Linked DNA regions of Homo sapiens: all the other regions are linked to region 3. The links are chromatin loops, found by intact Hi-C in ENCODE. Cell type or tissue: IMR-90. All regions are shown on one strand. Each heading gives the region's core, and the rest is flanking DNA. Links, peaks and the distances in the headings are about the cores only.

What was found. A loop is a pair of places that touch in the nucleus more often than their neighbours do. Peaks named below come from ENCODE experiments on the same cell type or tissue, not always from the same donor. Only the 100,000 strongest peaks of a DNase experiment are listed, where the experiment ranks them.
Region 1: a loop joins it to region 3, with 4 times the contacts of the local background. A loop is called at or near these places in 6 of 110 quality-filtered maps.
Region 2: a loop joins it to region 3, with 2.0 times the contacts of the local background. A loop is called at or near these places in 2 of 110 quality-filtered maps.

Annotation. Positions count from the first base shown.
Region 1 is chr14:51,551,256-51,559,447 of GRCh38, forward strand. The region is part of intron 2 of FRMD6-AS2 (FRMD6 antisense RNA 2); the gene reads right to left. It also overlaps a transcript of FRMD6 not described here. Among named protein-coding and RNA genes, the nearest start is that of FRMD6-AS2, 45 kb to the right of the region's middle. In IMR-90, for the core only: a CTCF peak has its summit at 3,890 (motif pointing right); DNase peaks (open chromatin) are centred at 3,286 and 3,896; H3K4me3 peaks cover 716 bases; H3K27ac peaks cover 1,327 bases.
Region 2 is chr14:51,594,773-51,602,964 of GRCh38, forward strand. FRMD6-AS2 (FRMD6 antisense RNA 2) reads right to left here and starts at 5,180. Exons shown (of 3, transcript NR_051990.1): 1 at 5,055-5,180. It also overlaps a transcript of FRMD6 not described here. In IMR-90, for the core only: no CTCF peak of the experiment used is centred there; DNase peaks (open chromatin) are centred at 2,999 and 4,379; H3K27ac peaks cover 570 bases.
Region 3 is chr14:51,438,505-51,446,696 of GRCh38, forward strand. It overlaps a transcript of FRMD6 not described here and the pseudogene SETP2. Among named protein-coding and RNA genes, the nearest start is that of LINC02310, 45 kb to the left of the region's middle. In IMR-90, for the core only: no CTCF peak of the experiment used is centred there; DNase peaks (open chromatin) are centred at 4,497 and 4,837; H3K27ac peaks cover 2,638 bases.

The sequences.
Region 1 (8,192 bases), core at 1,018-6,017, 110 kb after region 3:
GTACTTTTGGCATTTTTGACACAAATACAAATTTTATAAATTATTTCTTTAAAAATAAAGTATATAGGTTCATCGTAGAAGAAAAATTGACTTAAATATAGATAGTAAAAAGGAAGAAAAAGTTCAGTTGTAATCCTATTATACACAGAGAACAATTATTTGTCACCTTGGTGGATAGCCTTTTAATTTTTATATATGACCCAGCACAGTGGCTCAGGCCTGTAATCTTAGCACTTCGGGAGACCAAGGTGGTCAGATTGCTTGAGCTCAGGAGTTCAAGACCAGCCTGAGCAACACAGTGAAACCCTGTCTTTACAAAAAATACGAAAAATTTATCCAGGCCTGATGGTTTGTGCTTGTAGTCCCAGCTACTTGGGGGGCTGAGGTGGAAGGATGGCTTGAGCCCAGGAGGTCAAGGCTGCAGTGAGCAGAGATCAGGCCACTGCACTCCAGCCTGGGTGACAAAATGAGACCTCTTTAGAAAAAAAAACTTTATATAAATGAATATATAATATATGTAATACATTTTATACAAATATACAAATAAATGCATATAATATAAAATGCATTAACATCTATTATATAAGTATATGTTAAAATATTTTTAGTATATAGGTATGTATTTGATCCATTGGCCTCTAACTATTCCATGTTTTCAGAAACACACACACAGTCTTAATGTTCTTAGAGTTTTATGGCTTATATTTTTTCCACCTGATTATCCCTTGTGCTACTGAATATAAATTATTGTTTAAACAAATCAATGCCTAGAACATTGCCTAGCCTATAGTAGTGTACAATGAATAAATATTTTGAGAATAAATGAGAAAACATATCCTAATGTAATTTTTGTGTAAATTTTGAGCTTTCAATGTTGGATTTTCTTTTAAATGGGGTAAATCTGTTGATAAATTGTTATGAAAAGTTCACATGGAAAAAAAGCCTCATTTAAAGGGAGATTAAGATAGATCTTTACTAACATCTGTTGGTGAACCTGTCTGTCATAACTTTTCATTTTAGAACCGCACAGTGATTTAGCGTTGAATCCTATTTGGACTAATTTAAGCCTGCAAATCTGAAAACTATCTTTCCTTTAAAATTTGAGGGCTTTAAGTGCAATGTTTTTAGGGATTGGACAAACAGTTACAAGAGGGACGAGTAGCCTTTGAATTCCCTGCCAGTAGGCACAAACCCTGATGCCCCTAGGGGCTGGCAATGATTTCACAGGTTAAGTGGCGCAGATGGGAACCCACTGCAGTCACTCTGCAAAACTGGAGTGCGATGCATGACGGAGAGTCAGCGTTCACCCAGTGCTAGTTTCCAAAAGGCAGCCACTACTGAACTTTCATGTGGCAAGGTGGGGTCCAATGGCACCAGCTTGTTTTCTTTCTTCAGGAGAAGTAAAAAACTTGAAAAATTATGTGAAATTCTTGATTCTGAAATAATGGCAGCTCATTTAATTTAAAATATGAAACTATGCAAGCAAAACAAAATCCACCTGAGAACAATGAGCCTCTGGGTTAAGCTGAGGAACTGTTTAAATTGCCTAAAAGACCCCAGTTACTCAAATGCCAGGTGGAAGACTGCTTCAGAAGACTGGCTGGGTCTGCCTTCCTCAAGGGTGCGACACGTTGCTCTCATGAGCCAGATCTAGGTTCTCAGTGGCTCCTGCAGGAAGTCGTAAGTGGATGCAAGAAGTCCCAAGCTGGCAGTCTGCCAGGTGATTCCAGTAGGTAATGTCAGTTCAAATAGGGGAGACTGCCAATACCTGTGACCTGGCACAGTGAATTGGCAAGCAGATCAGAAAGAGATCTTAATACATTGTGAATAAGTCCTGATTTCTAGAGAGATCTCCAAGGTTGAATTATTAAAACCCTCACATTTACCTCCTCTTGGAGCTCTGTTGGAGTTAAAAGTCTCTACTGAATCTTAAAAAGGACGCAAATGTCAAAAAGAGACAAATCCCAGCCAAGTGATGGGAAATGTGATTTCAGGATAATAGCATCTGCTCATTGGTCATTAAAATACATTATTTCCAATGAATGCCCTTAACTCTGCAGGATGGGAACATAGCTTTAATCAGACAGGTTCCCAGATCAGAGTACATCAAAACACAAGCAGCAGATTCTGTGCTGCCTGATCAACAGAGGAAAGAAATTCAGAACATTTTCTTTTACATTTAAAATGCTTTATGAGGGAAATGGGTAGTTAGTCATATTTATTATTGAGCATTTATAAGAATACTTGCTTATTGTTTTATTTCCTTATTATTTATTTTGAGCTGAGTTTCTGGTTATTAAGAAAGGGTCCTCTTTCTTAAAGGGTAGATACCTGATTGTGCAGCTAAAAGGAGCTAAAAGGTGCATCAGAACTGAAACACCTGCCTAGAGGTAGGAAAGGGATCAGATTTTCTCTAGGGATACCTACTGATCAGTTCTAAGAGACACAAGTTCCTGAAGGAGTTCATTTTTCTGGTGGCTTTTTCTAACGCTGCTTTGGTCCTGAAGGAGTTGCAGATAATGAATAGCTAAGAGAAGACGGTGGAGTTTACCGAGCGGATGAGGGGCAGGCTGTGAATTTAGTAGGAAAAGAGAAATGGGTCTGTGAAAATCTCTAGGAAGATGAGAACAAACTTGTACTTGAACATCAAAATAGCACCCTAATATCTTATTAGCAGCAAGCATACTTGGTGCCCAGGTGTTGATTTCCAAGGCCATTATCCAATAAAAAGAACCAGGGATTCTTGGAGACACGAATGATTCTAGGGCTGGAGCAAAAAAATATACAAGATGAACCTAGGGCACCCTGTAGAGCCAGAAAATAAGCAAGTTCTAAAACAAAACAAAGGCCAAAACTTACAATGATGAGACTATATTCAAAGGAACACAGGAGCCAACTGAAAGAGCTCCCAATGGCCAAAGCTGGAACAATTTGACAAATAAAATAAATAAATAAGCATTTGGATTATATCTCAAAATACAAAATAAATATCCATGAGTCCATGTTATAAATAAATGATTGAATAAATAAATAGTATAAAAGAGACAAATCTCCCAAGCAGAAAAATTCCATATTTTGTGGAGATACTCTGGCCTCAAGGAGATGGAATGTAACTCCCAATTCCTTAATTGAGGCTGTGTATAGTAACTTCCTTCCAAAGAGTATAGTCTGGGAAGAAGCAAAAGAGTAACTTTACAGTGGGGAAACCTTACAAACAGTACCTCAACCGGGTGCTCAAGATCACCAGCACAGTGACAAGTCATGTTGATGCTATGTTATCCTTGATATGATGTGATGAAAATGGCATCTGTGGAATCTGTGACTTTCTCCCCAGAATCCATGACCACAGTCTAGTCATGAGAAAAACATCAGACAAATCCCAATAAAGGGACATTCTACAAAATATCCGACTGGTACTCCCGAAATTGACTGTTCAGGTCACTGAAAGCAAGGAAAGCCTGATAAACTGCCACGGCCACGAGGAGTCTAAGGACACATCCAATTTCCATTCGCATCCAAAATGGAATCCGAGACAGAAAGAGGACCTTAGGTGAGAACTAAAGAAATGGGAACAAAAGTATGGACTGTAGTTATTGACACTGCATCAATTTTGTTTCTTTAGTGCTAATAAGTATACCGCAAAATGTAAGATGTTAATAATAGGAGAACCTGGGCACATGGTACATGGGAACTCTGTGCTATTTTCACAATTTTTCTGTAAATCTAAACTGTTCTGAGACATAAAGTTGGTTTTTAAAAGAGCCATCCTGGCCTGCACTAGGAAATACTTACTCGATGCATTGTGGACCCTTCCTCCAATTCAAGATGTCTCAAGTAGCTTTCTTGGTTAAAAGGGCAGTGATGTAAAAACAGGCATCATTTTACCAAAGGGCCACCAGATGGCTGTCATCTGGCAGAAGTCTACTTCCTGGGCTTTCTAGATGCATACATGACTATCACCGGGAGCATTCAACCTCCAAAGAAGAGTTCTACTAATTATGTCTGTCTAAATAATGTGATAAATTTAAGTTTCAAGTGATAGCAGTTAGTTCACATTGTAAATATACAACTCAGTTTGTCTGTACCAAATTTAAAACAAATTTGCCTACTGTGTCCCAGGAAATATTTCAGCCAGGTACCTTTGATTTTCACAATTGGGCTATGTAGAAATTGCTTTTGGAGACAATTAATTGGAAGCACTTATAAGGTTGTAGCTTTAATTACATACTGATGTAGTCTGCTCCTGGTTAAAAAGGCACCCCATAGGTCAGGCTTGGTAGCTTACGCCTGTAATCCCGGCACTTTGGGAGGCTGAGTCGAGCAGATCACCTGAGTTTGGGAGTTTGAGACCAGCCTGACCAACATGGAGAAAATTTGTCTCTACTAAAAACACAAAATTAGCTGAGCATGGTGGCATATGTCTGTAATCCCAGCTACTCGGGAGGCTGAGGCAGGAGAATCGCTTGAACTTGGGAGGCAGAGATTGCGGTGAGCAGAGATTGTGCCATTGCACTCCAGCCTGGGCAACAAGAGCAAAATTCTGACTCAAAAAAAAAAAAAAAAAAGTTATCTGATAAGTAGTAGTGATACGTTAAAGAAAAAAATACTACTGTTGAAGTTGCTGTTAATTACATGTTGGGTACTGCTTACTTCCTATGTAAGGTCCAAATTCTTTGGATGATTTGTTCAAAAGTTGGAACAAGAGATATGCAGAGGCACTTTATAATCACCTTTTGCCTTCTGAGGTAGTCATTTGTACCTACCTCAGCTACTCATAATCTCCTTCAAAACTAGGGCTAAGTATTGATGGCCTTTGTGTTTCCCATGCAACTGCCAAAGGGCCTTGCATCAACACATTTTGGTGAATTAGTTAAACAAGGTACACCTCTGCTGTTCCTAGGACTTAACTGAAGGCTTAGACTGGAATCACAGAATAGTCAGAATGTGCCATCTTGATTACTGCTTCCTTTCTACCCACAGACATCAATGGTAAAATCAGACACTTTTGTTCTCTCAGATTTCTGTATTTTAATGTACTATAAATTACATATTTGAATGCACTGTATTCATTTTTCATATCAATCACTGAATAATTAGAAGGTATTTCTTCTTAACAAGTGTCAAAACATTTCATAGCCCCAGTTTACTTTGTAGAATTTCACATTGTGAGTAGGTGAGAGCCTTAATCATCAGAGTCAAACCTTAAGTGCTAAAATCCGCTCTGTGGTGACATTTACTTAATTGCTTTACAAGACTGAGGCTCAGTCAAGTTTGTCTTCCTCAGCAACTCTTCCTTTTTATCTAATTATGCATTTAGATGGAGTCCCTGGTGGTGGGGAGGGAGGCGACAGGGGTATTGGCCTTAGGCAAAGTTTCTGTTCCAAAGGAGATTTAGTCCGTTATTATGTCTAAACTTTCCAATTCGTAGTCCATTCTAGTTTTTAGGAGGATTAATGTACATCCTATCTGCAATATAGTAATATTAGCCTTATCCATCATTGAAGAGTGAGCTCACCACCTAGTTCTTTCCCGAGCTGCCCCTGTCTCCTTCTCTACCCCTTCCACCATAATCCATAGCTTCAACCAAAACTTTATTCAAGTGGCTTCCAAATCCAGATCTAAATCTCTGACCTTTATTCTAAACCCAAGATGCCTGCTTTTCCAGACTCACAAATTTTACTTTTTGAGGAACCATATTATTTTTTCCTGACACTTATCACGATGCTTTGCAGGCTATAAGAAAGTAATAAACTGGGCATGGTGGTATGTGCCTATAATCCCAGCTATTCTGAGGCTGAGCGGGGAGGATTGCTTGAGCCCTAGAATGTGAGTTTAGCCTGGGCAACATAGTGAGACCCTGTCTGAAAAGAGGAAAAGAAGAAGGAAGAAAGGAAAGAAGGAAGGAAGGAAATGAGCAAATGAAGCATTATCCACAATAGCCAAGATATGTAATCAACCTAGGTGTCCATCAATGGATGAGAAAATGTGACATATATATATATATATATATATACACACATACATACATACATACATAGGAATATTATTCAGCCTTTAAAGAGAAGAAGGAAATCCTGTCACTTTCAATGACATGGATGAACCTGGAAGACATTATGCTAAGTGGTATAAGCCAGGCACAGAAAGCCAAATACAGCATGATCTCACCTCTTTGTAGAATCTAAAACAGTCAAACTCAACTAGTGGGATAGTGGTTATCAGGGGCTAGGGCAAGGCTAGGGCAGGGTGATGGTAGGGGGAGCCAGGGAGAGGGGTTGGAAAATGTTCTTCAAATGATACACAATTTCAGTTAGACAGGAAACATAAATTCAGGACATCTGTACAACACGGTTACTAGAATTAGTAACAATGTATTGTATACTTGAAAATTGCTAAGAGAATAGATTTTAAATGTTCTCATCACAAAACAAAATAAATATGTGAGGTAATAGATATATTAATTAGTTTGATTTAGCCATTCCCCAGTGTATTCGTATATCAAAATACCATGTTGGGACACAAAGAAGGGAACAACAGACACCGGGACCTACTTGAAGGTCGAGAGAGGGAGGAGGGTGAGGTTGGAAAAACTACCTTTTGGGTACTAGGCTTACTACCTAGGTGACAAAATAATTTGTACACCAAACCCCTGTGACACACAACTTACCTATATAACAAACCTGCATGTGTGTACCCCTGAACTAAAATAAAAGTTAAAAAAAAAAGACAATTGGTAAGGAAAGTATGATTATTATTTGAAGTTTTCATGAAGATACCGAAAGATACAAAGATGATTTTTTGTTAATAATTTGTTTACAATTGTATAGTTGTCTTTTATTCTCAATAAATTATTGAATTCCTTAAAAAAATGTTGTAAACCATTAATATATACAATTTTCATTTTTTAATAAATACCTTTTTAAAAATTAAATGAGGCCGGGCACGATGGCTCACACCTGTAATCCTAGCACTTTGGAAGGCTAAGGTGGCAGATCACCTGAGGTCAGGAGTTTGAGACCAGCCTGGCCAACATGGCGAAACCCTGTCTCTACTAAAAATACAAAAATTAGCCAGGCATGGTGGTGCAAGCCTGTAATCCTAGCTACTCAGGAGGCTGAGGCAGGAGAATCACTTGAACCTGGGAGGTGGAGGTTGCAGTGAGCCGAGATTGCACCACTGCACTCCAGCCCAGGCGGCAGAGCAAGACTGTCTCAAAAAAAAAACAAAAAACAAAAAACAAAACTAAATGAGCAAATGAATAACTGAGTATATAATATGGAAAACAAAAGCCAACTCTCTTAGGAGCTAAAAATTTTAGCCATTTTAAATGAGAAGTCTCCAAAAATGTCATAATATAGTATAATTATATAATTACATGCCTTTCCCAATAAAATCTACTAAATATAATTTAATCTTTTTTCTTTTTACTTAGAGACCACCCTTATGAATATCAGTTACTATATAACATGTGGTAACATAGTAGCCCTTAGGTGTTTTAACTATTTGAGAAAATTTGCCCTCCTCTAAAGGAGTTTTTTTGTCTGCTTTTCATATTCTTCACTGTCAGGATGCCACCTGTCATTTCTTGCTATCACTGGTGTCTGTACCTCCAGCATCAGCCCCACCCTTGTTCCCTGATTGTACCACTCTTTGCCAAATTTTATGACTTAACTGCTATGAGTTAGGAAACCCTATAGCTTTGCTTTTAGACATTTCTAAACAAAAAGTAAGCTCTAAGCAAGGCCTTGAGGAGCTACTTTATGAGTACAGTGTGTGGATTGGTTTCAGTCCATTTTATCCACACTGAAACATTTTGTTGCCACATTTCTTAGTTTAACTGTCCTAGATAAATGAAGTTGCTAGGTGAGAGAAAGTTGCATATCAACATACCCCGGCAAATAGGCCTTCATTTGATTTGGTACCTATTCTCTGATTCTAGAGAATATACTAACTCTCACTCAGAAAAGAAATAAGATCTGTAAATGTAAATTCAATTGGAAAATGTTATTTATTCCATCCATCTCCCTATTTAAAGGTCATAATTTTTGCCTTCTTCTGCAAGACTTCAACCATCATTGTTTTCAGTGTTTCTCAAAGTGTGGTCCTTAGACCAGCTGCATCAGAAACACTCAGAGTGCACGTTAACAAGCAGATTCTTTGGTCCTACCCTTGGTCAATCCAATCAGAATCCTCCG
Region 2 (8,192 bases), core at 1,473-6,472, 160 kb after region 3:
GGGTTAACCCTTGTCCACCCCAGGGACCCAACTCCCCACTGTGCTTGGAAATGGGAAATAAAGCAGGAAGAGTCCCTGTTATTTACCGGTGGCAAGACTCTGGCCAGAATTGTTAAGCAAGAGCAAAATTGGCTGCTTTGGATATTCGTTCCTTCCTTTGGAGATGGTGCCTTCAGGAAAATTATCAGAACTTGCATAGAAGAGAAATAAAGAATGATGAGCTGTTGGGTTAACCCTGGATACTCAGCCTCAACGGAAGGGGTAGGGAGTCCTGGATTGTGCTAGACACCAAAGGAGGGAGCCTGTAGTTCTCATCCCGTTCTGTGCTAGGAGACCACATGGACCAATGAGCCAAAACTCTTGGAATAGGTGGACTAAGTAGATGCTTAAGCAATGTGATTTGAGAGCGACCCGTCTTGCCAAAGCTGCATCAGTCCCCTAACTCTGAGTGCCTGGAATTCTGACTTTCAGAGTACCACTTTTAGGCTAAGGCATTATTGACAGAAGATCCCTTTGAACTCAAATCTGTACCCTGGAAATATGATGTATTTTGTTATTAGATCCCATTTTCTCAGATTATTCTACAAAACACTTTAGCATTTCCTTAACAGAGTCTGGGAAACAGGATACTCTGAAATCAAGGAACATGGGACTGGTAAACTTTGATTATGTTGGAAAGGTAGAGACCAAAATCTACTTCCAGGGCAGACAGGGATATGAAAGTATTGTTAACAGTGTGAAGGCTCATCTCTGGAGTGAGTGAAGTGTCAGAAAGAAAAAGAACATTTATAGGGGAGTACATAGGGTGAACCCTGACAGCATGAAATCCAGCCACATCTGCCAAATCAAAGATGGCAAGGGGAAGCCCTTCTGTTTCATGGAAAAGCCAATTAATGAGGATGAATTGAAGATAATATTGTAGATCAATTACATGCTGTAAAATATAATGTACTAGCTTTTCCATATGGCTATAGACTATGGTTCATGAAATTTTTCAGTAAACAACAGTTTGCCTTCCTTAGAGTCTCAGGCAATAATGAGTCTTCTCCATTCTGGTTTTATTTTAAAACTAAACTATTGTCGATAATTAATTAATGGTATTCTAATGTAAACAGAATATAAGTTTCACAATCTTGAATTTATTTTTCCTCTTCTTTGGGGTATGTAGGGTTTTACATATTTTGGTTTGTGCTTATGGAAAAATGTTTTACTTCTGCTGTTGAAATCATAGCCACCCGCTGTTTTCTATAGTTATGAAATATTATAAGTCTTGTCACTTGCAGAACTAATGTTCCCACTGAGATGCCTCTCTAGCCTTTTTGATTAAAAAGCAGCAACAGCAAAAGACACAGCCTGGGACTGAGTGACCTATTATTTTTGTGTCTCATTTGGTCACAGTAATTCTCAACCCATGCTTCACATCAGAATGAACTATGCAGTTTTTTGGAATTGTGGAATTTCCAAGAGGAGAGCCTGGTGTGTGTGTGTGTGTGTGTGTGTGTGTGTATGGGTATGTGTGAAATTCCACAGGAAATCTGATACGTAGCCAGAATCAAGCACCCTCACATTACTGATTTCAGGGAGTATTGCACTGTGAACCGTGTAAGCCTGAGGTTGGGAGGTGATTTAAATTCTATTATAAGCTGATACCTACTATCTAAGACCCTGTCAAATGATCATATCAAAATATTTTGTGTTCATTGCTCTCTCTGCCTGATTGTTTCTCTGATACTTACATGAAAATTAGAAAAAGTGTACTCCTTCGTAAGTTTACCCATGTGGCTGAGTGTCATCAATAATGACTTTGTGTAGCTTTATGTATGGGAGGAAGTGTTTTGCATCCTGAGGGTGGTGGCCTGAGCTGTGGCTGAGTCTCAAGGCTCATGGTTAAGCAGTGACGCTTCTGTGGCCTGTGAATACCACTTGCAATGTGGACACATTGGTGGGTGAGAGTTACTCTGAGCAGAGCCCCACCGCCTGGTTCAAAAGTTCATGGGCCCAGAAAGAGCAATGATAGTGTAGAGACTCAAGAGAAAAGCTGTCTTTCACACAAGAGCATTCAGAGAAGCCATGCAATGACCAGCTCATCCAAGGCAGACAGCACCCCGCATGTATACGTGGGGTCCTCAGATCTGCTGCTCTGTTGTTGCAAGTTTATACATCACACAGATGCCTCCCCACTTAGGAAAAACTGCATCGCATTTAACTAACACATGTAAATATTCATTTTATAAATATGCAATTTTATAGGAGCCTGATTGCAATGTGTCAAAGAGGGCATTTGCTCATGAAGCAATGTTACCTATGATGTGCATAATCATTCACACATTTTTTGTACCATGTGGTAAATACAGCAACAGACATTATCTAATGTGTGCCACAGAATGCACTAGGTGATATGGGAGCTGGGAGATCATCACACATGCATTCTACCATAGAGAGCTTATCTTATGTTTAAAAAAATGAAATATATGCATACATAACTAGAATGCAGGGCAGAATATGGCACATGCCACACAGTACAATGGAAGTACTTCGCTATTTCAGCATAAGGAGATTGACCCTAGCTAAAGGCAATTAGGAGTCGCTCCCTGGAGGAGACAGCATCCGCCCTTCATTTTGAAGGCTATATAGGATTTGGACAATGCAGAGTTTAGGGGAGGGACCAGATGTGGAGGCTTTCCAGGCAAAAGGAACAGGAGTGAGCAGAGGCCTAAGATGGAGACCTAGAGCCTACAGCACGTTTGGCTGGAATGCAGAATGTGTAACGAGGAAAGGCAGCTCTGCCACCCTGTAGAAGGCCATCCTGGTCAATGACTCAGCTTCTCTGTGCCCCAGTTTTTCATCTGTAAGTGGGGATAATGGTGCCTACTTGATAGGGCTGTGTGATGAATGAATGAGCTAATATATACAAACTACTTAAAACATTCCTTGGTGCATAGTAAGTGTTCTATAAATGTTCAATCCAAGTTATTAAAGAAGGGGGTAAAGAAATTCCAAGACCAGATGATCTCTAAGATGGTTCCAATTCCAAGGTCTAGCACTCAGGGCCACTGAGAGTTCTGACTGGTCTCTGAGGGTGGAGTGCAGCGCCCAAGGCTGCCTTGCCATTAAACCTGATGACAGTTTGGAGAAGTGTGGGAAGAGACTGAGGCCTGGAAACAAGGATGATTCAAAACAGATGCAGACGGCTGCCCCCCAACCATCCATTTTTGCTGTTAATATGAATATGGAATTTGAAGAAAAGGGCAAGAAGCCATTTTATGCTATTCCCTGATTTCTCCCCAGTGGAAAATTCCCTATTTTGAATTGCTTTCAACTGTCTTTTGTGTTTTCATTGACAATGAAATTATTTAAAAAGAATGAGAGAAAAACAGCTTTGCTCCAGAGAGGAGAAAAAATTAAAGAAAACTAATTTCTCCCCCTAGCCCCCAAAAAACCAAACCAGAAATTAACATTATAATCTATAATCACAGACACAGAAAGTGGTCCCAAGAGCCAAACCTCCTCCATTCCCTTCCTGCAGAAGCACCCCAAGTGTGATTGAGAATAAATGAAGGGAGTTGTCAGGGTATGGGGTGAATATCAGTCTGACTGCTTATTGTTGCATGTCATTGCCTTTCTTCTTTCTAAAATAATTTTAACTTTTAGTTTAGATTCATGGGGTACATGTACAAGTTTGTTAAGTAGGCATATTGTGTGATGCTAAGGTTTGAGATATGAATGATCCCATCACCCAGGTAGTGAGCACAGTACCCAATAGGTAGTTTTTCAGCCCTTGTCTCCTTCCCTCTCTCCCCATTCTTGTGGCCTCCAGGGTCTACTGCCGCCATCTTTATGTCCATGAGTACCCAGTGTTTAGCTCCCACTTATCAGTGAGAACATGTGGTATTTGGTTTTCTATCTCTGGGTTACTTCACTTAGGTTGCATCCATGTTTCTCAAATAACATTATTTCATTATTCTTATGGCTGTGTAGTATTCCATGGTGTATATATAACACATTTTCTTTATCCAATCCACTGCTGATGGGCACCTAGGTTAATTCTGTCTTTGCTATTGTGAATAGTGCTGCACTGAACATACAAGTGCATGTGTCTTTTTGGTAAAATGATTTATTTTCTTTTGGATAAATACCCAGTAATGGTATTACAGGGTCAAATGTAGCTCTGTTTTAAGTTCTTTAAGAAATCTCCAAACTGCTTTCCACGGTGGCTGGACTAATTTACATTCCCACCAGCAGTGTATAAGCATTCACTTTTCTCAGCAGCCTTGCCAGTATCTGTCTTTTTTTTTTTTTTTTTTTTTTTTTTTAGTAATAGCCATTCTGACTGGTGTGAGGTGGTATTTCATTGTGGTTTTGCTTTGCATTTCTCTGATTATTATGATGTTGAGCATTTTTTCTATGTTTGTTGGCTGCTTATATGTCATCTGATCTTCAACAAAGTTGACAAAAATAAGCAATGGGAAAAGGACTTCTTATTCAATAAATGGTGCTGGGATAGCTAGCTATCCATATGCAGAAGAATGAAACTGATCCCCTCCCTTTCACCATATACAAAAATTAACTCAAGATGGATTAAAGATTTAAACATAAGGCCACAAAGTATAAGAATTCCAGAAGAAAACTTAGGAGACACCATTCTGGGCATTGACCTTGGGAAAGAATTTATGACTAAGTTCTCAAAAGCAATTGCAACAAAAACAAAAATTGGCAAATAGGACCTAATTAAACTGAAGAACTTCTGCACAACAAAAGAAACAATCAACAGAGTAAACAGACAACCTATGAAATGGGAGAAAATATTTGCAAGCTATATATCCAGCAAAGGTCTAATATCTAGAATTCATGAGAAACCTAAACAATTGAACAAGCAAAAAGCAATTAACCTCATTAAAAAGTGGGCAAAAGACACAAACAGACTTCTCATTGCCTTTCTAAGGCAGGCACAGGTTTCCTTAGTTCTGGCTCTTTTTTCTTCAAGCTTTGTAGCCAGGTTCTGAATGAATACCACCCCCCAGGTAAAATTCCTTGTTAAATGCTGAAACACATACCTTTGAGAACCTCTCACTTCTCTGTAAATGGTTCTTTTTGCATCTAGTGTGGCCTCTGAGTGTACCCATGGAGGCTCCTGGGTCCTCAGAGTCTGGACGGGGAGCCAGGAGTCCTGGCCTCTATTTCAGCTCCCGACGGCCAACCTGGGCTTCAACCACAGCACAGACTCCTGACTACTCCCACCCAAAAAGAGTTGTTGGAAGACTTGAAATCACAGATCTGAGAACTCCTGCACTTTGTAAATTCAAGATGACATTGTTACTGTTCTAATTTTTTTAAAATTACAGCACTCTCACTTTTTCTCCAAAAAAGGTATAAACAAGAAGATAGTTTGACTTGTTTACCTAAAGCTCTCCTTTGAGTTGCCAAGAGGAGTTAGTTACTTGAACACAGACACAGAAATACGGTCGATAGCAAAATAAGATATGCTGAGCTCAGGAGCTTAATTTTTTTCCCTTCATTGAGTAACATTTCAGAAAAGCACCAGTAATTGGAACATAATTTATTTATCAACAGGAATTCAGAATACTCCCTTGCAGTTGATTTTGGAAATCCATGTGACCCTAGCAGAGTGCTATAACCAAGGTGAGAAAGGCTAGAAACAGACGTAGAATTACAATTACCAAAGGGAGAAGAGTTCACTGTGAATATTTAACACACACTGGCATTTGGCCACTAAACTCTGGGTCTTCCTTCAAAGTTCCTGACATACCCATTTATAAAGGAGGTTAATAATCCCTTTGTACCTACACCCCCACAGTTACAGCTAAATAACAATTTTCATGATAAGCCTTTATTTTTCTGCAACTTAGAATTTAAGGCAGCAATTTCATCTACAATGTTTAAGCCCAGAATTTATTTTTGGCCTTTTCAAAAGAAAGTTGTACCCATTTAACTTCGCCTGGCAATATAAGAGAAAAATGTTTTTAAAAGTACAGATTTTAATTAACTAGGCAATTTGCCTTTCTCTGAACAATCAAACCCTGGCCATTGCCAAAGGCAGGAAGCCAGACTAAGCAGAACCATGGTTAGATACAGGGAGGCAATGTCAAGGGCTTGCAGCAAGCAGCAGTTGCCCATAGCCTGGGTTAGTAATATGCATATTATTTTAATATCCTATTAGCACTTGGCTTTGAAATGAAAATTGGGTGACTAAAGACAAAGATTTTTGGGCAGCAATTTTTAGAACATAGAGGTAAGATGTGTTTTTCACCACTTGCTTTAAGAAGCACCCTGATGCCCAGATGTTGACCTTTAAGCTACCTCTCCTAGCTCTGGGGTTTCCTGGCATTTCATGGGCAGACCTGTCCCCCAGCATCCACTATGCTTTGGGTAGAGCTGAGCTCCAGCTTTTGAAGCCTCTGGTCAGGGTTGGATGAATGGCAAGCAAACACTGCCACAAGAGAAAACCTGCTGGCTGGCAGCCCCTGGGTCAAAGCTTGTTTTAGTTTCCCGAGACCACCTTTCTATGAGACCTCAGAGAAGGGTTTTACTGCCCCAGGGGTGTAGGATGTGATTTTTAGGAAAAAAGACTCTTGCAATTTCAAGTCTGGGTAACTTATCTTTCTTTGCCTACCTGGTGAGAGGATACCTTTGCAGGAAATGCTGTCACATCAACCCTCCATTGCCCTATTTCTCTTTGCCTGTCCAAGGGTTACCTTGGAATTAGTGGTGAAACTTCCAGGTTCAGTCATATGCTAAAGGACTCATGAATGCATTTTGTTTGGAGCTTTACAAATCTCTAGAAATTTAGTAAATGGCTCAAGAACTCCCTCTAAGCTCAAGTTGTTTAAATTTTATTTTTCTTTTTATCATTTATGCACAAGTAAAACCATGAAGTAGTGACTTCAACTGGATAAAAGGCTTAAGACCCTGAGGATATTGTGAAGCCATTATCCATGAGAGGAAGAAGGCAAGGTCCTATGTCTACCAACATGCAGACAAATGTCCCTGACTGCCTAGGCTTGGTAACATTGAGCAATTATTTTTGTCCTTATCATAATTTAGTCATTTAATTTCTTTATCATTTTCTTGGCAGTTAATAGCCTCTGATTTGAATTTTTATTTTTTCTTGTACCACAGTTGTTCTGCCTCCCTGATTAGATTGTAAGCACCAGTAGATAAGTCATCTTAGCCTACTTGGCAAGCCTTATAATACCAAAATCAACTTCCTAAATGAAGAGCTGGGTATCCAGCCACTCAAAAATGTTTTCCCCAACATTCCGTTAGCCTCACTGGTACATGTTCTTTTAAATGGAAATTCTCAAAGGGAGAGTTGATCCCCACTAATCACTCTTTAATGTGAATTAATTCAGTCAGATAATCAGATGCTCCAAGAAATAGAATTAAAGAAAATAGAAGTAATTTTTGAACATATGGAACTCTGGGAGAGGGTGGCCAGCTTACTAGGAAAGGACTTTGGGGTAATCAGGAGTGTATGTCCGTGTATGTGTGTGTGTAAATCCAGGAGAAGGGAGGGTTGGAAAGAGAATTCTCACAATCCTATAACTTTGTGGCTAGAAACAGATGTAGGCTTATGTCTCTAAGGATGAATGGATGATTTGGAGCAAGAAAGGACCAGTCACTTGCTTTTGTATGACACACAGACTAAAGGTAGTTTTCACATTTCTAAATGATTAGAAAATAATCAAAAGAAGAAGACTATTTTATGACACATGAAAATTATATGAGAATCACATTTCAGGGTCTATAAATAAAATTTTGTTGAAACATGGCCATGCTGATTCATTTATGGATTGTCTATGGCTGCTTTTGTGCTATGATGGCATGGCTGAGTAGTTTTGACAGAGACTGTATGGCCCAAAAAGCCTAAAATATTTACTACCTGCCCCTTTACAAGAAAAGCCTGTCAACTACTGATTTAGAGCAAAGTGTTTGTTTCTTTTTCACTTTCATGCATTTGGGTGAACAGTTTTTTAACACTTATAAAATATTTCTTCCCTTTCATAAAATATTAGAATATACAGAGATAATTACAGAGATGTTTATCCCAATATTATTAACATTCAAAGAAACAAAACTTCATGCTAACCATGTGGTACTGGTGAAATTATGGTATAGCTATACAATTGATTGCTGTGGAATAATTTATTGGTGCTATGGTCTAAATATTTGCA
Region 3 (8,192 bases), core at 1,422-6,421:
TGTATAACATCACTGTCAAACTTTGTCACCCTAACTTCATATTTTTTGATACACACTTTACAGGAAAACCTCAGGGCTATGTGGATTTAGTAATGGGATTTGAATCATTCTGTTAATATCTCCCTAGCTGGGAAACATGGGTACCATTCGCCATTGGTTTCTGATAATATTCACATCATTTGGGATACCAGAATGCTCAATACTCAGTTCTCAGAACGTTGTGCCCTTGATTTTTAATCTCCAGGTGGCAGTTTTTAAAATTTGCCTTTTACCGGGATATAAAGTAATAGTGCCTGCCACTACCATCAAATAGACCTGGTGCTTTAATGCCAAGCTATATATAGGGCAGTTGCTGGCATGTCTTCACTGGCTATGTAAAATGTGGCCAAGAAGATGGGCTCTCAGAGTAAGAAGTCTGTGTTAATTAGGAGTAACTGTCCCAGCTCTCTGGTGTAAAGTTGTTCAAATATGACTATATAAATCTGGGTGGGGTAATGGACTCAGCTCTGTCTGCTCAATGCCATTTTGCAGAGAAGAAGCGTAATGCGGAAGCTTTTTAATGTTGTTAAAGTATAATAGCTGAAATTAAATGCCACTTTTTCAGAGGAGAATTAATGGACAATCTGGTGAAATTCAAAGCTTTTTGATGTATAAAACTTGATAAATGGAACTATCCCACCAACAGGCAAAAGTGTAACAACCTATGTAGATGGATAGTATGTAATTTCTGTATAGGTCTCTGTTTAGTAAATACATCACTGTATAGGAATCAGGAATCTTGCTCCAGTGAAAGAACATAAAGATTTTTTGGGGGAAAGAATGACTCTAAGAGATTGGCTCATTTTTCCTCACCTGGTGAAGCACAGCTAGAAATAAGAGATAAGCCAAAGAGACATTTTATGCATATGTCTCAAACTCTATGCATGCAAGGCTCTTTGCTTTATTCCAAGTAGGTACGTCAGTCTTTATTCTGAGCCTTTTCTTTCTTAATTCATGTAAAACTCTGTCAAGGTTGGCTTTGGGTTTTTAGTTCAGAAGAGAGTAATACTGCATCAGACTATTAGGAAGGCAGGTCCACAGTAAGTGACCCACTAACGTGTTCACTAGGTCACACGGTTTTGTAAAATTTCCAAAGGTAAGATATCTTAACCACAATTGGTTCAGACTGCCTGCTGCCACTCTGACTTGCCCTCCAGCACACATCACCTCATGTCAGATGGCATTGAAGAGGCTGTAGGCGTTTTTTGAGCTCTAGCTAAGTAGAAGTCAATTAGGGTTTGTTGGAATATATATGTATATTTTATAGTTACTTCTGTGTATTATTAAATTATTGCTAGCGTAACCAGAGTAGGAATGTCTTCCAGGAATATGCCCACTGTCCAATTTGGTATCTAATTTTGTATTTGTAATTTTGTATTTTTTTTTAAGAGTCCCTCCTCCCAACAACCAACAATTGTCTGAGCTTCAGTTCCCTAAAATTTCGGATCCACCCTTGGCATTATGCTAATGTATGAAGAACAGCCAGTTAGAAATGTTAAAACAAAGAATTCAGCAGGAAAACAAACCCTTGTTAATTAGTGTAAACAAAAGATAAGAAAGCGCAGCGCCCTTGATCTATTTAGCATGTGGATAAAGAGCTAACAAACTTCAGCAGATCCTGAGGCCACCACTGTGGTAAAGCATGTGTAATAATTGATGTTAGTAGTAATGATCTTGAGTCATGAAGGAAAGCTTAAACTGTTGAATATACTCGTTAAAAATACAGAGAAATTTATAATTCATCTTAGGAATATTTTCTACAAATGTTTAAAATAGAAATGTTGGTGCTTACACATTCAAATTTTCAATGATCCAGAAACATACCCAAGAACAATTAATTATCCAAGGGTTTAGCTGGCCTGGGTTTTATTCTGGTTTGGTTATGTAAAGCTGGAATGGTGGGTTATGATCTTTATTCCAAAAATCAGAGTAGTGTGCTGGACCAATCAGTTGAATCCAACTTCCCTTGTCCTAACTGCACACGTTTAGCACATTTCTCAAAGAATTGTCACCAGTGAGGTAGGCTACCCTTAGAAAGTGCTGGAGAACTGAGAATTCTGCTAAAGGTGTTTGTGAAGGCAGAATAGTGTCAAGGATGGGCTATAGGACATAGAGCCAAGCAAATGTACTTATACTTGCTTAAAGAGAGAGAGAGAGAAGAGGAGAGAGAGAGAGAGAAGCAATAGTTGCCAACATTTATTGAATACTTACAACGTGTCAAGCACTGTGCAAAATATTGCTTCATATAAATCATGTGTCTGAATTAATCAGCCTAACAACTCAATCAAGAAGCTATTTATTAGTCCCATTCTTCAGAGTAGGACATTAAGGCTAAGAAAAGTTAAGAGATTTGTCCAAGATCAGAGAGCTTCCTAACCCTGGCACTATTAAGATTTGGGGCTGTATAATCCAAGGGAAAGTTCTGCAACTTTTAGATGTTTAGAACATCTTTGGCCTCTATGCCTTTACCCACTTGATACCTGTTGTGGCAAATAAAAATATCTTCAGATATTGCCAAATGCCTCCTTGGGATGTGGAATCATCTTTGGCTGAGAACTGTTTACCAGCAGGCATGGAGTCACTGCTATAAACCCAACCTCCACTGGTGCTCCTTCTGCAGCCAGAGGGCGGGACCTCCTCTCTGTTATATGGACACATTGTATGCTAAGTATCAGGCAGCCTTGCCAAATGCTCCACAACCTGGAACTGGACACAGGGAGGCTTTCGGGCCCTGCCCACAGTTCCAGGCCCTGACACTTCTATCAGGCAATTGCTGGGCCACCCCTTTTGGAGAACTCCATATCCTACCAGAAATCTATAGAGGCTTGTGGCTATTCTTATGCCTTCCCTCAGTTAGGTCCCACTTTCACTCTGCTTAGCATCCAATCCTCAGAAACTGAGGTTGAGAGTTGTGGCTGTATCCTACTTTCACTAAAGAAGGTGGGATTGTAAATTTTTTAATTTTCCATTCTTTTAAACTTTTATATGTCTTTTGGGAGGGGAATTGAACCAAAATACTTCTATTCTGTGATCCTTACTAGGAGCCTTGGTCCAGTTTTAGTTCCTGTGTCTCAAATCTGTGAAAGAGAGGGAGAGACAGATGGACAGAGAGAATGCAGGTGTCTAAATGTAAACCCATGCGTGTAGAGTTTTAACATTAGCTACGCTTCTTCCTAAATTGACGTTGGGATGAAGCTCCAAGAAGGTACATAGAGCTCTTCTTAGAACTATAGAATTTCAGAAAAACATTTAAAAAATCTTGTTGTGGGAATAATATAATGATGCAAAATTCCTTTGAAAATTACTGTAAATATGCAGTGACATTAAATGTGCTTGAAAATTATATACTACTTAATGACATAATTAATCTTTTATATCTGTTAACCGAGATGAATACAAAAATATGCTGTCTTCTTTATTCAAACACCTGAAAAGTCAAGTTTCTTGACAAGCCTTACAGGCTTGTTATCATCCGTGTGTGTGCTCAAAACTTCGTACCATCAGACAGCCCAGGGGAGTGCCAGCAGTTGCAGTGTAAGGACCGTTTTTATCTAGCTTATTCTGTGAAGCACATTAAATGTTTCTCATATATTTCAAAATCTTAAAAGCATTTGTGGATGACAGTGACTTTAACAATTCTGAGAGTAGAAAGTGCTCAGTGGTTTTGAGCATTGGGGGATTCAATCTAGGTTAGGGATCCCTTCTCCCCTCCTCCGCTCTCTCTTGTCCTTTCTTTGCCTCCCTAATCTTCCCTCCTCCTTTCTCTTTCTCTTCTCTCCTTTCCTTTCTCTTCTCTCATTCTCTTTCTCTCACATATACACATGTACTCCCACCCCTCTTTTTTCGAAGGTTTTAAATTCCATCCCTTGATGAATAATTTTAGTAATTGCCCAGTGATAGTGCTAATTAAATTAGACCTCCAGAGGGAAGGCTACTCTTGAGTCTAAATGGCCTTGTGAGTTTTCCTATCTCTACTTCTATTCTAGCAAACTTCTAGAAAGCCTCTGCCTTGCTTGTCTTTAGTTTTACTATCTTCTGCTTATTAAGTATTTATCTCTTACCCTGCTCCCCACATATTATAAGCTCCTCAGGGCAGAAACTATGCCTTTTAAATGGATGCTATTCTAGTGACTACTCAGGAAATGTTTGTTGACATATTTGACATGTTGAGTCTCCCAGGTCTATGGCTGCTAATGAGACATTGCTGGTCACTTCTTCCTCCTCTTGGGCAGCCCCCTTTAGGATAACTATATGCCAGACCTCTTTAGTATAACCATTTTGGTACAAAACATGTTGAAGCTTTATGTTCCATTCCACCTCAGAAGAACAGCAAGAAAACAAACAGAGTGACGTACCATTTTCTCAAGAAACCATGGAGTGCAAAATAGCAGAAATCACCAGTGCCTGGCCTTATGCCTGCATGCTTTCTGAGCTTGGATTCCTGGTGCATAAATCACTGCATGACTCTGGCTTCCCCATACTTGAGGTTGTGAAGGCACCAGGATGGGGAAAAACCCTGCAGGATTTTAATCTTACGTGCATCATCCATAGGCTTCTCCCCCTTCTTGCCACTACTGGCTCAGGACACACACATAGTTCAATGAAATAAAACATATTTGTTCCCTATCTTTCAAACAGTCTTTTCCAATCTAATGTATCAAAGACATTCAAAAGTTTGAGCAAAGGCTGTTCTTTCTCTGACTTTGTTTCATCATGGGCAAGTCTGCTAAGGAAAACAGCACATGCTAGCCAGAAGAACTTGAAAAAGTCCAAGATGTATAGATTTCTCATTTCTGTCCCCAAAATCTTTCTATTTATATTCTCTGAGTGTCAAAATGGATATGACTCAGCTGTGATCCACCAAAAGATGAGGCAGCGTGTTAATTCAACCCTCACTCTCTCTATCAGCATATGGCAAGGTTTATGGCTGCCAAAAAATGCACAAGCTCTTGCCCCCAAATATGAATGAGCAAAACACCCTGTGCTTTATGAAACCAAAGGCTGCATCTCCACCAGCTTGCACTGGATATGCAGTCTTTCTGGGCCTGACCGGGCTGAAGGTACAAATGATGCACAGGATGAGGAGTTGGTCTTTCCCATGCGGGGTTTGTGCCATACTCTTCTCTCTGAAAGTCTGCCTTGCTGCAGCCTCCATCCCCATCTTCCAAGAGAAATCGTACAAAAGATCTCTCTCCCCAAGTCCTTCTGAAGTAGTCTCTCCTTTAAAAAACAACCAGGACATTGTTTCCTGAGCATTTGCCAGGAATGCCAGAACAAGGCTTATCTCCACCAATAGAGAAATAACAAACATCATTCCTTTTCAGAAAACATGGCATGTATACATGCATATTTGGGGTAAAGGTAGGGAGAATGAATTATCCCTTTCAAGCAAGTTGTGAGTTTTTTTTTTTTTTTCCTCTCGTTGTCCAGGCTGGAGTGCAATGGTGCAATCTTGGCTCACTGCAACCTCCACCTCCCAGGTTCAAGTGATTCTTCCGCTTCAGCCTCCCAAGTAGCTGGGATTACAGGCAACTGACACCAAGCCTGGCTAATTTTTGTATTTTTAGTTGAGACAGGGTTTTGCCATGTTGACCAGGCTGGTCTCGAACTCCTGACCTTAGGTGATCCACCCGCCTTGGCCTCCCAAAGTGCCGGGATTACAGGCGTGAGCCACCACGCCCAGCAGTGGGTTTTTATCTAACAGAGTAAGTTTTTCCTGGTGAGTGCTGGCCCCACTGGCAAGAGGCTTAATGGTAATTTTGTTGCCATCAGATGCTGAGATTAGCTCCTGAGCTTTGTCTCTTGAGGACTACCTGGGTCTGGGAGGTGAAGATGAGAACTGGCATGTGGTTGCGCTGAGAGTTGTTTGTACAGGGTTGCCATGATATGAAACTGGGGTTACACTGCCATTCATTTTTTTCTCTCCTGTTTTCCCTGGACAGTCTGTAACGAATCCATTGTTAGCAATGTGTGTGTTCAGTCGTTTAGTAAAATTCCAGCCTATTCTTGTGGTGCTGATGAAAACTGAGAGAGAGCAAGGGAATTTGGACTTCTGACTCATCTCTTTTAAGCACTTTGAAGGCTCTGTCTGCCTTGAATGGTGATGGCAGGTGAGGTCGAGAGCCAGCTTCTTCTTGGCTCTGGCAAGAAGTCACGGAGCCCTATACCCTTAGAGTTTTATTCTTCAGATGTCTAAATTGTTTTTCTAAACTGCTTTAGCGAGAAACCCTGTGCAACTGATAGGGGGCGGAGGCATCTGTGTGCTTGAGAGCTCCTTGTTGTCGATGTTGGTGTCTAGAGAACCCACATCCCAGTCCATTCCCATCTGGCCCGAGATGAAGCAGCTCCTCAGAGCTGTTCCTTTTAAGTTCTTCCCCCACCTCCTACCTAATGCACTGTACTTGAAAACTTATTCAATGATATAATACTATAATGATCATTGAAATGCCTCAGGAGCCTGGAAATGGCTCAACTTTGATCAACTATTAATTTTTTTATTTGTTCAATGGACCCAGGAAGAAAGAGAGGGTCTGCTGCCATCCAGTTGACCACCAAAACCTCAGTGAATCTTGGCATAGATTTGCTCCCTGCCAAGAGAAGCTGGACTATTGCCTGAAGCAGCAAGAGATGAATGGTTCCTTCTGTAGGTCCTGGCATGAAAACATCTCATTGTTCTATCCTGGTCTATAGGGGCTGCGACTGGGCCCCCCTCAGAGACCTCAAGCACACCAGCCTCCAGGAGAGTCGCCTGCCAGCTTCCCAAGTCTGAAGAGAACATTCCTCCCTCTTTCCTGATGTCATCAAAGCCAGTGGTTGGGTCTGGGTTGAGGAGTCTCGGTTTTTCCTCTTTTGTGACCTCAAAAATAAGTCCCCAGGTTTCCTAGTCCATGAGAAGAAGAGTGGAAGAAAAACCCCTGAAACAGAAGTGCAATTTTTTTTTTTTTTACAAACAAATCTCCATGATCATAAAGTTATACAATGTTAAAGCTAGATGATCAAGTAGCCAAACCGCCTGGCTTTGCAGTTGAGGAAACTGAGGTCCAAAAGGATTAGGAGACATGCTTAAAGATTTGATACCTGCTAACACCTCATCAGAGACACCTTACAATATCAAATGTAATAGGGAAAAAGTGAGAAAAGAATACCTTCCTAAGTGACATCATCTCCCCAAGTGCTACTCATCTTTGTGCCCTCAGCAGTTAGCACAGAGAAGGCTCTGTAAATGCTTTCAATGAGTATGAAAAAGTACCTAGCACAAGACTGTCTTATGTTGTAATTTTGCGTTTACCCATAATTAGCTCAATAAATATGTATTAAATTATTATGACAGCTAATGCTTCTTGCGTATACTACATAGCATGTTACATACCAGGTATTTTGCATGTATTGTAGGTATTTGCATACCTGTGTTGTAGATAACATCACTATCTCCGTTTCACAAATAAGGAGGCAGAAGCGTCGAGAGGTTTGGTACTTACCACTGTCACAGAACTGACAGTGATGGAGTTAAGATTCAAGCTCAGGGTGACTGGCTGCAGAGCCCATTCTTAGCTTCTACACTGTCTTGCAGAAATTAGTTGTATGCCTAGCACTGTGCTGGAGTTGTAGAAGATAGTCAGTTTTCTTAAGAAGTTTACATTTTCTGGGAAAAACATGATCTGCATCGCAGCAGAGCTTTGAGCTGGGGCAGTGGTAGAAGGAACCAGAGGAGTGACCGCGATGGTTTTCCCTGTGTTCTGGCTTCTCCTTTTCATCTTTGGGAAAATTTACCCTATAAATACTGAGAAAGTAGAGATAAGCTTGAAGATTCATAAGAGACTGCTGCTGCCCAAGAGTATATGAGGGAGCAAAGAAGGAAAATACATTGGCCCCAGAGGAGGGTAGTCCTTCTCTCTTGTGTAGACACACACACACACACACACACACACGGAAGTTGAGGTTGCCTGTATTGGGTTCTGGATTTCATAGTTTTCTAAGTCAGTCACACGTCCAGAGAAAGATGAGTTGGATGATTTGGAAACCAGACAATATGGTTGTCATTTTAGTTATTCTTTCAGAAGTAATTTAGTGAATGTCCATCATGTAGCCACTAGTACTCCAGACCTTGTGAATATTGGCAATGATCAATAAGAAATGGTCTTTGCCCTCAAGGT